Regions from separate parts of the Homo sapiens genome. Here region 1 is linked to region 2. A link is an interaction called in ENCODE POLR2A ChIA-PET data of the cell type or tissue named here. Cell type or tissue: MCF 10A. All regions are shown on one strand. Each heading gives the region's core, and the rest is flanking DNA. Links, peaks and the distances in the headings are about the cores only.

Region 1 (7,806 bases), core at 2,367-6,366, 770 kb after region 2:
TTCTTCCCAGTATATATGCAAATTACCAATCAGGGGTCATGACATAGCAACCTTGCTTAGTAACTTGGTTGGTGTACCACTTTTATAAGGTTATCAGATCAGAGGCAGGGAGTTAACTAAAGGTCAAATTATTATGCAGAAAGAAAAAACATTTTGTTAACATTTTGCTTATAAAGGGGGTAGAAAGAAGAAAGGCAACGTTGTATACAGAAAAATATTTAAGACTTGGATTTAGAAAACATGGGGCTGAACCCCTGACTGCATCTTGACAACTATGTATCATTAAGAAAAGTATTTTACCTCATAGACTCCCCTTTCTTTGTCAGTAAATTTAGGATAATACTTGTTCTCAAGCATTTATTTTGAGGATAATATCACAGGTCAGATTTGGACTGAGTGAGTGTCCCAGAATTATAACTCAATTAATAGTGAAGAACAGATTGTAACTGATGAGACAGCAAATTTACTGTTATCAGATCCATAGTAGTACTCCACCAGCACATGAGAATAAAAGCATAGCTTTGAGCCTCCACCATTTGTCTTTCGTAATCTTTCATTGACTCTTCCATACACATGCCAAATTATATACTAGAATGCGTATTCTTTGAGAAACAAGGACCCTGTCCATCACTTTAAAAATCCCCCATGGCAGCCAGCTAGTTGCTCAATACATTTTTGTTAAACAATCACACTCAACTAAAACCACTGGAAAGCCAAAATATACTATTTTTTTAAATTAACTCTTCTGTAACCTAAACAATACAGATGATCACAATTCCTCGACTCATTCAATAAATATTTACTGACCATTACCACATATCAAGGATAGTGTTAAGTGCTAGAAATGTAACTCTTTAACAGGTTAGCAAAATTTTCTATGTTTCAGAGAGCTTACATAACAGCTGAGAAGACTGTTAAAAAATGAGTAAATATTCAGAAAATAATTATACATCACGTGATATACGTGACGAAAACAAATGAGTGAATCAAAGAATATCTAGATGAATCACTTTATACAGGCATGCTTCATTTTATTGTACTTCACTTTATTGTTCTTCACAGATACTGTTTTTTTTTACAATTTGAAAGTTTGTGGCAACCCTGCATCAAGAAAGTATATCAGCACCATTATTCACACAGTATGTGCTCATGGCATGCCTATGTGTCGCATTCTGGTTAATTCTCCCAATATTTCAAACTTTTCCTTATTACTGTATTTGTTATGGTGATCTGTGATTAGTAATCTTTGATGTTATTATTGTAATTATTTTAATAATTTCTGTGTTCTGACTGGTCTATCAACCAGCCGTTCCCCCCATCTCTGTCTGTCTCCTTAGACCTTCCTGTTTCCTGAAACACAGTGATATTATTAGGCAAATTGATAATCTGGCAACGGCCTCTAAGTATTCAAGCACAAAAAAGAGTAGTACCTCTTTCATTTTAAAGAAAAAGCTAAAAGTTATTAAGCTTAGCGATTAAGGCACATTGAAAGCTGAGAAAGGCCAAAAGGCTAGGCCTCTTGTGCCAGTTAGCCAAGCTGTGAATGCAAAGGGAGAGTTCTTGAAGAAAATTAAAAGTGTTACTCCAATGCACACACGAATAATAACAAACTGAAACAGCCTTCATGCTGATATGGAGGAACTATTAGTGCTCTACATAGAAGATCAAACCAGCCACAACATTCTCATAAGCCAAAGCCTAGATTAGGCCCTAACTCCCTTCATCTCTATGAAAGTTGAGAGAGGTGAGGAAGCTGCAGAAAAAAAGTTTGAATCTAGCAAAGGTTGATTCATATGGTTGAAGCAAAGACGCTTTCTCCATAAAATAAAAGTGCAAGGTGAAGCAGCAAGTGCTAATGGAACACTGCGAGAAGTTTATCTGGATGATCTAGCTTAAAAAAGAATTGATGGTGACTACACTAAACACATTTACCATGTAGATAAAACACGCTTCCAGTGGAATAAGATGCCATGTAGGACTTTTATAGCTAAAAAGGAGAAAATAAGTAACTGAATTTAAAGCCTCAGAGGACAAGTTGACTCTCTTTTTAGAGGCTAATGCAGCTGGTGACTTCAAGTTGAAGCCAATGCTCATTCGCCATTTCAAAAATCATAGGTACCTTAGGAATTATACTAAATGTACTCTGATGGTGCTCTATAAACAGAACAATCGAGCCTGGATGACAGCATATCTGTTTTACAGCACAGTTTACTGAATATTTTAAACTCACCCTTGAGATGTACTGTTCAGAAAAACAACAGATTCTTTTCAAAATATTACTTCTCATTGACAATTCACCTGGTCTCCCAAGAGTTTTGATGGAGGTGGACAGAGAGGTACATGTTGTTTTGATTCCTGCTAACACAATATCCATTCTGCAGCCCATAGATCAATGAGTCATTTCAACTTTCAAGTCTTATTATTTAAGAAATACATTTCATAAGGCTATAACTTCCATAGATAGTGATTCCTCTGATGGATCTGGCCAAAGTCAATTGAAAACCTCCTGGAAATGATTCACCATTCCAGATGCCATAAAGAACATTTGTGATCCATGAGAGGAAATCAAAATACCAACATTAACAGTTGTTTGGAAGAATTTGATTCCAACCCTCATAGATGACTTGGAGGGGTCCAAGAATTCAATGGAGAAAATCACCAGAGACATGGTATAAAGAGCAAGAAAACTAGAAATAGAAGTGGAGACTGAAGATGTGACTGAATTGCTGCAATCTCATGATCAAACAAACAAATGAGGAGTTGCTTCTTATGGGTGAGCAAAAATGTCAGTTTCTTGAGATGGAACGCACTCCTGCTGAAGATGCTGTGACCATCTTTGAGATGACAACAAAATATTTAGAACATTACATAACTGAGTTGATAAAGCTGCAGCAGGGTCTGAAAGAATTGACTTCACTTGTGAGAGAAGTTCTACCATGGCTACAATGTTATCACATAGGATCACATGCTACAGGGAAATACTTCACCAAAGAAAGAGCCAATCAATGCAACAAACTTCACTGTTGTCTTATTTAAGGCAATTGTCACATTCACCCCAACTTTCAGCAACTACCCTCCTGATCAATCAGCAGCCAAAAACATGGAGTCAAGTTGTGGCACTAACAAAAAGATTAGGATTTACTGAAGGATCAGACGATCATTATCATTTTTTTAGCAATAAAGTATTTCTAAATTAAGATATGTACCGGTTGTAGACACAACACTATTGAATACTCAGTGTACAGTATAGTGTAAACTTAAGTTTTATGCACTGGGAAACTAAAACATTTGTGTGACTTAATTATTTTGATAATTGCTTTATTGCTGTGGTCTGGTACTGAATCCACCATACCTCAGAGATATGCCTTTATAAGGTAGTCAGGGATCATTACAATTAAGCAGAAATTTGAGGACTTACGTAAGCAAAGAAGAGCAGGGTGGAAAATAAATCAAGCAAATGCCGTAAGTCAGAACAACAACAACATGGTTGGTGTGCTTGAGGATAGATAGAAAACTGTCTTTGTATGAAAAAAGAAAAAAAAAAAAGTGGAGCCATTTACTTACAAGGCAACAATATGTCAAAAGGCGTTCCAGAATGTGGTTCAGGTTAATTAGGGAAGTTGTCATTCAGGTCCTAACATGGTCTCTAATTCAACTGATAAAGTTCAACATTGGTACACAGTGGCATGCTAAAAATTACTAATGAGATACCTACAATAAACTCTGATGGAGGTTTCCTGTCAAAAAACAAACCACAGCTCTCAAACATGGCAGAGACCTGGGCTACACAAGAACTCTTTAAGTGGATCTAGTACTTGAATCACACTAAGAACGGTGCTTCACATCCAAATTGAAACCAGAACAACTGAAGAGCCAGATGTCCAGCTCTGGCAAGATTTAATATAAGTCACGTCCACCTGGTCTTCTGGTCTACCAGATGAGTTGTGACGGCCATTTTCGCAAACGTCCATGAAACACAGATCTTTAGATGTTATTTCTTTCTTTTCTTCAATTAAGCACCCATGCAGGGGCCAAATACTGTGGCTACCTAATAAAACATTTATATTTCAAGCAGGAGAAACTCATGCATTTGCCAAAAATAATTATAGATTATACCACAAGTAATTTCATTCCTTATCTAAAAGTTGCCCCAAATGAGATGGCTGGAGGGATTTACACAACATAATATTCAGGTTGTGGTACAATGTATTTTTCATAAGCACCTGAAATTGGAGCACAATTTATTCTACTTCCAACAAAAAAGATTGTCCTAATTCTTAAATAAAATGATTCATACACAAACTGTCCTATGTCTAGAAGGCTTTAGAAATGTGTTTAGCAGTATTTTGAAGCCTTAGGAGGCAAATAGCAAGAAAGTAGAGCAGAAGCGGGGCAGAGGGCAGGGCACGGGAAAAGGAAGGACACAGGTGATGCAGAGACACTGCCAGGACCAAAGAAGTCGCTTTGTGGAGCTTCCCCTTTGATTCTTTTCATCTTATATACACAGTAGGCTTGATTACTTCTGCTTGAACCCAGGAGAGTTTATTAAGTTAGGTGACCTCTTTACTATAATGTTTTACTCAAGTTGTTCTTTTGCTCTTTCATTTATATGTTCTTGGCATTTCTTTTTTATTCCTTAGTTGTTTTTTTTTTCAATTTTTACAAAATTTAAGTGGATTTTTTTTTTCTTCCAACTTTTACAGAAGCTAGAATCCACTGACAAACTTCAGTTTCTTAGCTTTTTCATCTTTAAGGTTAAATTCTTAACATGGGGAAGAATGACCGCTTTTTAAAAACATAATTTTAAAATCTGCCTTCCAATCCTAATGTAACATTGGAGGAAAGTAATTCAAGTCTTATCTATACCCAGGGCTTCTGGAGGTCTGTGAGATGTCTGTGTTTAAAAGTGTCATGTCGGTAGAAAATTTGCATTTTTTACTGGTAATTTGGTGTGATAGGTGGGCAATCCTGATTAGAGTCTGTCATTTTGAAGCAGCTGAACATCATCATTCTCCGTCTGCTTTCTATATACTCTATGAGTTCTGAAAGATCTTTTCAAGGATGATGAAGGATGGAATCTTTCTTAAAGTATATTTTGAATCTCATCCAACAGATATGACATAATAAATCTTCAAGCTATTTTTGACCATATGTCACAACTCCTGAAAGCAAATGAAGGCTTTCACAGCTTTAAGGGATTATTTAACATTGACAGCTGTTGAGGCATTTATCCTGATTTTTCTTCTTTCTTTCCATCAAAAGTATCTACATAAGATGGCATGGCTTGTGGGTTGGATGAGATATAAAATGCTTGATGTATTATGTGATACCATATAAATTTCTTATGTTCCTTCATGTTAATCCAGTTAAGTTCAACTACAAATAGCTGCACCAACTGTGTGCCCAGGCCTTGGGAATGTAAGAATGAGATAACGTAAAGAGGGAAATGCAAAGAAGAGATTTTTAAAAAGGCATGATATGAGGTTATGAACGAATGATTTTTTAAAATCAGCATTGCATCAGAGCACAGAATGTTGACTTTGGGAACAATAGGCTGGTAACAAAGATGTCTAGATTTTAACAAGTGTGACTTAGAGCAAATCATCAACACCCCCCCCCAACCCCCCCGCCGGGACCTAGTATCTTCAGCTATGAAACATATGGCTTGAACTAGCTGATTTTTTAGATTTCCTATGATTTAGAAAGTTCCCTATATTGTTTCAGAAGACAATGGTAGACAATGGTAGATGGACTCTACTATGTGCTATACTTATATAGTGAAACAGTATGTAGGTACCCTTTTGGAAATCAGTGAATTGTAAAGTTATTTAACTAAATTATTTAAGCTTTTAAAAGAATAATACTTTACTTGTAAGTGCAGTTTAAAATTTTAGAAAGTTGAGAAATTTTAGATGCTTTTCATATCTAAAATTTCAGAAGGAAAAACTTGATTGCTGACTCTCATTGCCCTTATGAAAACCATATTCCTAAATAATTTGTTAAAGAAATACAATACTGGTTAAATTCAGGTCTTACTTGAAATTTTTTAGTAGCAGGACCAAAACTAGTATTTAGTTTCTGCTAGTTATTAAGCTGTAGACTACTATATGTTCTAATAAAAATAAAATTTGTGGCACTAGTATTATACATTTTACGATAAAAAAATTGGAGAACAACAACAAAAAACCCATCAAACAAAAACAAAACACACACATATGGCTTTGAATCCACCACTGCAAGATTCATTCATCAAGTTTTACTAAGTATTTACTCCTTACCAATGCTAGATGAGAATGGAATAGCTGATGGAGCCCTCATTTTATAAAGTTTTCTATACAACTAATTTCAATCATAAGTTTATATACACATTATTATATTAAAACCAGTAATAATTACATTGGTGTGCAAGATACATATAATTTATTTTTAAAACCTTGTTACTCAAAACTGCCTATGTAAGGAATATAACACTAATAATCAATTGCAGAAAGGTGCAACATATCACAATGGGGGGGTAATATTAGTTATTTGGTTTGTCTGATCAATATAGAAAACCACTAATGCAATATTTGCCTCAAAGTATGGTTTTGGCCATAAACTTCCAGAGAAATATTGACTCGTCACTTTCATGTCTAGATAATTATTAATATTTTCATTACGTTTTCCAATACATCAAGAGTTCTTTTCACTGAAAAACTTACATGTTAATTCTGCTAATATTAATTTATATTAGTGCTATGTTATGATATTTCATCAAGTAGAAAATGATTTTTAAATAATCGTCATCATCATTAAATACAGTATTAAATGCAGTAAATGTGTTGTGTAGATTTAAATGTTTGTGGAATTCTTAACCTAACTTTATTGTATAAAATTCAGTAGAAAAGCATGTGAATTTAGGCCTTTAATTGAAAATATTATGGCAAAAGATTCCCTATTTCCAAACTGTCAGCTACAAAAACTGATAATACTGCCAGAGTTTTCCCCAAGGTTGAAGAACCAGCAGTAATTAAAGACCATTTATCCAGTCAAAAAACAGAGACACAAAATACAGTATGATATCAGCTTGGCTGCCACAGCCTCAAGGGCAGGAAATCCATCACAGTGACAACAGTTCATAACCAGAAACTGGGCAGAATGACTTTAAATGAGTAGAAGCAAAGACAGAATTTTGTATGGAAGCCAGCTAGATATTACTGTCAGAAAGGTGCCACCAGAAGTTATTTCAGCCTCACAATGGAGAAAGACAACCATAAGGTAGATAATGGTGAACACACACCCTAGAAGCCAAAAGAAAAGTTAGCCTTGAGAAGGGCAGCTTAACATGTGAACAGGTGTCATTGATTTAGAAAACTCAATGTGGCTTGCCTCTCACACTCTTGGCCACCTAAACCTAATTTTAGATACCACATGCCACAAATTCAGGGGATGCCATTTACCTAGAATGCAGTGTGTTGATATCTTATTAAAATCCAGTAGCACTAATTCTAAAATTATAAAGCTAAAGCTTGAACCTTAACTGTGTCGGGAAATTTTAAGACAATAGCCAAGAAACAGGTTCTAAATGAAAAATTAGGGGAGGATCGAGAGCACACAAAATCTCCAAAAAATGACACTGTGGCATAATTTTACATTAAAAGTGAAGACACACTGATACTTACAGATTAGAATACCCGGGGACCCATACTTTCTCTGAACTCGTCTATGTAAGAAAACCACTAGTGCATGGAGATCCTTGGGTTGTACTGCAAATACAGGTCTACTGTTAAAGTCCGTTGTTTTCATTTAGACCACCAATGAATCCTT
Region 2 (7,806 bases), core at 1,903-5,902:
CAATGAGTGGCTCCTTGTCATTTACATTTCACTTAGCTATCACCTTCTCAGAAAGCTCCTTGCTACCTATCCAATCCAAGCTGCCACCCACCTACAAAGAGACCTTACCGCTGTTGAATGTGTTAATTATTTATCTGTTTATTTGTTGTCTAAGATCTGCTGTTTTTCACAGGTGTAGTTGTCATAAAGGAGGCACTCAGTAAGTATTTACAGGTGGGAAGAATGGAAGGAAGAGGAGAAGGAAGAAAGGAAGGGAAGGATGGAGAAAAGAAAGAAGGAAGGAAGGGAGGAAGAAAGGGGGAAAGAAGAAAAAACAGGCACTTGAAAAGCCTTGCTTCATTCATTGGGTTCTTTTTCCTAGTGCTCTTCTCTGTACCAATTCCATTTTAATCCATTTCTGTAGTCTTTTTCTACCTCAGCTCACTTCTTGTCCTGCCCCTCTGCAGCTGATAATGGAACAAGTTCTCATCCTGCTACCCAGGCAGCAAAGCCAACCACTAACTTCTTGCATCTTGTTTCCTGTCCTTTTAACCTCCTGTTTATTACTCTTGGAGCAATATGACTTGACTCCTTGCCTTTAAGGCCTGTGAACAAGGTGCTTCCAACCTTCTTGTCAAGTTTCATTTTTCACTAGTTTTTGACATGCCTGAGGCTATTTACATGCCCAAAATTTTCAGGAGAAAAAAAAAAAAAAGCTTTCTGCTTTTCTTTGCATATCCCTGGGGGAAAGCAAGGATGTTAGAGGAACTCTGTCTCCATTCTTGCCTTCTCTGCCTCACTTTTTCTACCTCAGAGTTTAGACGACACCCTGTAGTATGTTCTCAGGAAATACTTACAGAAGGAAGAAGTGAAAATAAAGGAAATACTTGTAGAATGAATGAAAGAATGCCCCAAAATCTAACCACTGGTATATTTTGTATCTTTAAATAACCAGCTCAAAGTTACTTTCATTTTAAAGTTTTCCCTGATCGCCTCACCTTGGTTTATATTCTTACTCCCTTCAATCTTCATAGCATTTCTTTTAGAATACAGATTTTTACCTGATATTTTAGCATTTTATGCAATTGTCTTGATGTCTCTACATGTTCTGAAAACAGGCACTGTCTCATACACCTGGAAGCCCCCTAGTCTTAATATTTAGTTCCTGTCTCTTAACACAATTCTTGTCCAAAGCAATAGCTGAATATCGACTTCTGAGTTTTAGTTCAAGGACTAAAATACTTGCAGAGGAAATCACAAAGTTCCTGCTGATTACAGGTTTATAGAACATCCACTGTAAACATTAACTCAGGGTATGCTGCTGCTCCGTCAACTAATCTCTCAGAATTTCATTTTCTTTATAAATGGGGCTAATAATATTTATCTAATAGGGGGACTCAGAGGATTCTTTAATTAATGATGAAACACATTCCAAGATCCTCAGAGGAAATAAGAAGATAAACATTATTATATCTCTTATTACTGCAGATAGCAGTTATTAAACTCCCCCATAAACAGGAACCAAGAAAAATTTCAGGCCAAACTAATAGTTTAATAAGAAGCAGCCAGGGGCTACTACAGTTGAGCTAACGTAAACACTTTGGCAGAAATTAATCCCTTCTTTAGTTGTTATTAATACTGGACAAGAAGAGTTCTCAGGGTCTCAGTTTCGTCACCTGTGTAATGGAGACATTGGACAAGGTGACCTCAAAGGTGTCTTCTAGCTTCAATATTCTCAGCGAATCTCTGATCTTATTAACATCTCAAATCTGCAACTAATTGACTGGTTCTACATGTTTTAATATGATTGTGTGCCACTATCACTGCTTTCTCCCAAGGATTCAATTTTACCCAAAGAGTTGAAGGACCAGTGTAGATTTTCAAAGAATCATTAGGAGGTAGGATGCTGTATAACATTTTTCAGAGAGCTTGAATATGTAAATTTAAGTTTTTGAGTCTTGGTGTCCCAGAAAATTTTTTGGCATAGGGTAGAGAAATAATCAGGAAATATCCATGTGTACTCTACTACCTCATTTGCTAATCAGAGTTTCTTGCAAATAGAAATTAGTGTTTCTCATTTGTATGTCCCCTGTGGCTCAAGGTAATAATGTTTATCAAGGTTCCCTAGGAACACTGCAGAGCCTTAGGGATCAATTGGCCCTGGTAAAGTAAGGCCGCTCAATGAGGATGGTAGGCATTTAGCAACAAATCAAAGTTAGTACTTTTTTCTTTTTTTTGGAGAATGCTTGTGGAATGGATATTCTGAAATGTCCTGTTGAACTGTGAGAGACGCTCCCAGAGATTGTTAAAAAATTCCGTCCTTGGTTCATTATACCTGATGTGAGTTCAAAATGGTCTTGAAATATCAGAACCACTGGAGTGTAGTGCTTTATAGCTCACTCTTTGATCTCCAGTTCAACATTGTTCTCAGAAGGTGTGCCCAGGTATCCTGAGGATTTATCATGCTGTCTTTCTTTTTTTAACTTATTGTGGTGAAAAATATCCAACGTAAATTTACTCCCTTAACAATTTTAAGCATACAGTACAGCCTTGTTAACTCTATGCACATTGCTGTACAGATCTCTAGAACTTTCCATCTTGCATGACTAAAAGGCTCTATGCATTGAACAACTCATTTCCCTTTTCCCCAACCTCCTGGCAACTACCATTTGACTGTCTCTATGAGTTTGACTACTTTACATAACTCATATAAGTGGAATTATGCAGTATTTGTCTTTTTGTGATTTGCTTATATCACTTAGAATAATGCCCTCAAGATTTATCTATGTTGTGGTATATGCTGACTTTTAAAACACACAGCTTTTGTCCACAAAATCCTTATTTCTATTGCGTCTGGTTGATAGCCTGTTAATTCCTGGGAGGAAGAGAAACTTCCTGAAACACTGGAAAAAAAGAGTTAATAGGTCAATACCAGAATTTTTATTCCATAGTTCATAAAACAAGCTTTAAGGGTCCAAGAAGTTCTTTAAAGAGATCTAACTATCTGGACATATCAGAATGACAAGATAATATTAACTTGTTTTTTTAAGTTCTTGGGTCACAGTAAAGTGATATTGCAAAAAAAAAAAAAAAGCAAACAAAAGAACGGCCTCCTTTTGTTCAACAGAGACATATTTTCAGTAGCAGAAACTAATTTTTAGCTTCAGTATTACATGTAGAAAAGAAACATCTTCCAGTGATCATGAGGTGGTCTGGTGTCTGATTCCATGAGAATTTTGTGCCTATTGATACCCTAGTATTAATACAACAGATACAATAAAAATGAATTTAGTTATACCTGTAAACATGGAATACTTCTGAGTTCACAGTACATCCTTACCCTTTTCTCACAGAAACTTCAGAAGGATAAATGGAATGATTTTTAGAATAAGGTTTAATACTGGCTTTAGCATTTAGGCTTTGAATCACCTATCTGAGCCTCGGTTTCCCCAGATGTCTCTTCTGTCTCCCAGCATTGCAGGGGAAATGAGGTGTGACTAAATAAGATTATGTAGGCCATGGTTTTGATCTAGTAGAGTTACTGCCCTACAAATAAACACCTCGCCCTGACTATTTCTCATACTTCAAATGCCAGTGCTTCCAGTTGTTCTAAAATTTAGTCCTCTGCTAGAAGACGTACTGTTACAGTAGTCCCCCCTTAGCCCTGGGGGGTATGTTCGAAGACCCTCAGCATATGCCTGAAACTGTGGATAGTACCAAATCCTATATATGCTATGTTTTTTTCTGTACATATATAACTATGAGAAAGTATAATATGTACATTAGGCACAGTAAGAGATTAACAACAAGAACTAAGAATAAAATACAACAATTATAACAATAAACCAAAATCACTCCTCTTGTACCTTTGGGTCATTATTAAGAAATATAAGGGTTCCTTGAACATAAGCACCTCAACACCAAAACAACGAATCTGAAAATCAAGGCGGCTACCAAGTGACTCACACCAGGGGAGGGAAGACAGTGTGGAGACGCTGGACAAAGAGATGATTCATGTCCCTCGTGGGACTGAATGGGATGGTGCCAGATTTCACTGCAATATTCAGAACAGTGGGAAACTTAAAACGTATGCATTGTTTATTTCTGGAATTTTCCATTTAATATTTTCAAGCTATAGTTGGCTGTGGGTAACTGAAACCAAAAAAGTGAAAGAGCAGATAATGGGGGATGGTATTAATGGGTTAAACATAGAAAAGAGATAAATTAGGAGCTATTTGCTTATGAGTTACTTCTTTATTGACAATAAGATTAATGGCTCCCAATTTTTTAGCACCTCTTAGGCCTGTCTTTTTTGTTGTTATTGTTGTTTGTTTGTTTTTAGATCTACATTAGAGCTGGGCTTTACATAATTCTCTCCATCCAAAAAAATTTCCTTTATACAGTCAGTTCCTCTAGCGCTTTTAAATATGATGCAATTTCTCATATTTTTGTTTCCCTACAAGTTTTTAAGAAGACAGTGATGGGTACATTGTGGTGCATATTTGTATCTCACACAACTTTGAAAGGAAATACAAATTAAGCCAGTCTGACCTCCCGTGCAAGTCAGTTCCATGTTTCCTGGTCCCACCAAAAAAAAAAAAAAAAAAAAAAAAAAGTTATAAAACCTGAACTATTGTGAATTCCTACAGGATTTAAAATGTGACATTTACATTAACCATAATTACATTACCTGGTTACACATTCTGGTGCCTGACTTATTCTTTTGGCCAAAAATGGTAACAATCAGCCAGTCACTAGAGTCCTTTCTACTCCTCCAAGGCCTCCACCTTGGCCCAGAGTCAGGTATCCGAGACACATAAAAACTCACGGATGTTCTTCCAGCCTCCTGTTTCCAAGGTTTCTGGAACAGGTGGTCATTAATGCAAATTTATGGGCCATTACAGAATCTAAAAAAATATGTCATCGTTGAATAAAATCCATAAGCTCTTCACACTTGGTTTTTAATTACCAAATATGTAAAATAGGAAAGTTATAGATTTAGCTGTACTGGCTTCTAGAAAAGGTACTGAACTAAACATTCTTTGACACCCTGCCCCACCCCCCCAAAAAAAACCCACCTCCTGAAGGGGGGCAATTGCTTTGGTAAAAATTTAGATTTCCTCTATTTAAACAAGTTGTATAAAAATCTAAAGCAATCACTGTCTCAAAGAGGGTGTGTTGTTACTATTTCTGTCAGTGCCAGTGTGTGACGTGGCAGGCGACCATGAAAGCACTGCTCCGTGTTCTGGGGTGTGCGCACGTGCCATGGCATTGCAGGACATGTCTCTCCTGCTCGTTTCCTTAAGGAGTGGGTTAGACTGAAAGAAAGCAAATAGTTTGGAGTACCATTAGTCCTTGTTTAAATTTAAAGTGAGAACTAAGCTAAACATGGTCATATGAAAGGAATACTTTTTAGGAATGAATGGGTTAGTCAGTACATGAGAAGTAGATTTTAAAGAAGCTATTGCTATATCTTGGTTAAGAAACATGTCTGCAACAGAGATCTTTGCTTTCTTAGAAAATATATTTTTCGGTGTTGTTTTAAAGGATTCTCTATTCACCACAGCTAACACTTCTCCTGTCTTCTCTCTCAACATGGTCGGCTCTTGTTGGTTTACAATAGATAAATAGAGTTGCGATTTGGACCTTTGGGATTTTTCTTTTTCTTTTTCTTTTTTGATCAGAATAAAAGAGTCGAAAAACTTTTTAAAAATTTTTATTAAAACGAAGCTTCAGTTATTCACATAGTCACAAGCAGACATTTTTTTTGTGTTTTCATTTTAATAGCCAGGTCATTTTGTTTTTATTTTATTTTATTAAATAAAGTCTATTATTTCCTCTGACATTTATTTTTCTGACCCCAAGATTAGGAAAAACTGATCATAGGAAAAGATCATTTGCTATCACTCTGCTTAGCTTGCATTTTAATGATAAGAAAGCCATTTTCCGAGATCTCTTTCAGGCTGAAAATGTTTCGCCCAATTTGTGTGAATTTTTAATAACAGCAAAATAAGCAAACCCTCTGATGACAACATTTAGCATTGATTTTTAATAACCTCATGCCTTTTAAGTTGCCCTTTGTATCTTGTTGGTGGGCAAAAACCTTTCTATAGAAAATTAATCAGAAAATAAAAATTTATTTCTGATGCCTTCCTTATTCTTGGGGTTTATGAGAGGCGATGACACGGACTGCCAAATGTTTCTGAACTTGCTTCTTCAGAAACAGTGCCAAGGCCAACAGCCAATAGGATCGTTTTTAATTTTCTGCTTAGTAATATTTCCTCTCTCTTCATGGTTGGATTCTCCTTGGCTTCACAGCGGGGAGCTGTCTCTACAAATAGCCCTTGTGATTGACTACACCAGCCCAAGGGTCCCTGAGATTGTCTGTTGGGTCAACATAATGATGTGAACACGGCAGTGTTTATTATTTTCTCACTCAACAAATTAATGAAACTTTGCAGAACATCTAGTATACACCAAACCTTGTGCTAGGCTCTAGGGGTCTAGTAGTGAACAATTCAGCCAAAGTCTTAGCAACATGGCTATGGAGACACAGCTAGGCTTCTGTACATTCTTTTTAATGTAGCTACGTGCTACCTTATGTGCCAGGCAATGTCCAGAAGAATCTCCCTGTCTCCCTTCCCCCAAGCCTGACCCTTTCTGGCTTCAGACTCTTCACCTGAAAAATGAGTAAATAACACCTTCCTCATTGTCTTGTTGGAAAGATTGAAGTGAAAGATGCTTATTATGATGTCTGGCACAGAGTACACTCATACATGTTACCTATTCTTACTGTCATCTCCAATAATGGTAAGAGTTCAAAAAATAATATTTATTATCTGCTATGCATTTATACGCTAGGCTGTATGCTGAACACTTTTAGGTACATTTTTTGCAACACTCTCAACAATCCTCTGAGATGAGTCTGATCATTTAGGTCAAGGGAATTTAAGTAGTTAGCCAAGGGATGCCCAGCTACTGAGACTGATGGGTTTTGTTCTGAGGAGATACCCTTCTTGGATTAGATGATCATTAGTGGCTCCTGGCTTGATGGTCCAGGTATCACTTGGAGAATGCTAGAGTGTGAGGAGAGTGTCTCTGGCACACGTGTCAGGAGTCAAGGATGGGACTGATGGGACTGTTCATGGCCAAGTCCATAATCTTAACACCAATGGTGGGGAGGGTCCTCAGATTGTCCCAGTTAGATCTGTTCTTCTCCCATTTCTTTGTGTGAGATCCACTGTGGGGCTGGGTGGAGGTCATGGGAAAGCCCTCCCCTGGGCACAGGGAATCCAGCCATGTGACCTGGAGCAGGACTTGGGCATTTCTAGTCACCAGTTTTCTCACACATAAAATAAGAAGAGCAGTTCCAGAATTCCTTTTCTCTAGATAAGGAAGGGAAGGTACTGAGTGTTTTCAGTCTTTACATATGGTAACTTGTTTAAATCTTCCAGTGACCCCATGAGGAAAAAGTATGGTTTTACCATTAAAAAAACGGAGGTTCAGACAAACTAAATAATCTGCCCCAAATTGTCTAGCCACTCAGAGGCAAAATCAGCCCACGAATCTGTCTGCCCAACTCCAAATCTCAAGTTCTTTTCCTGCTACCACACCATCCCTGGCTTCCTGTTCATTTCCCACTGATAGTAACTTGGGCATCTTCTCTCTCACACAAAAGGTCATAGAATATCTGTCACCAAATGTATCCTGAAACAGATCCCATCCAGTCTTGGAGGCCTTCTGTGAAAGTGTTGATTTTCAAGTGAGTTGGGATGAAGAGTCATGCTTTTCTGTTTGTGAGTTACTGTCATCTTTTTTATTCAAGTC

The links. Peaks named below come from ENCODE experiments on the same cell type or tissue, not always from the same donor. Only the 100,000 strongest peaks of a DNase experiment are listed, where the experiment ranks them.
Region 1: POLR2A ChIA-PET joins it to region 2 with 5 read pairs; 2 of 35 experiments call an interaction of 5 or more read pairs at or near these places.

What each region holds. Positions count from the first base shown.
Region 1 is chr13:93,459,486-93,467,291 of GRCh38, reverse strand. All of the region lies in intron 1 of GPC6 (glypican 6), which reads right to left. Among named protein-coding and RNA genes, the nearest start is that of GPC6, 240 kb to the right of the region's middle. In MCF 10A, for the core only: no CTCF peak of the experiment used is centred there; no DNase peak of the experiment used is centred there.
Region 2 is chr13:94,229,775-94,237,580 of GRCh38, reverse strand. The region is part of intron 4 of GPC6 (glypican 6); the gene reads right to left. Among named protein-coding and RNA genes, the nearest start is that of GPC6-AS1, 46 kb to the right of the region's middle. In MCF 10A, for the core only: no CTCF peak of the experiment used is centred there; a DNase peak (open chromatin) is centred at 3,970.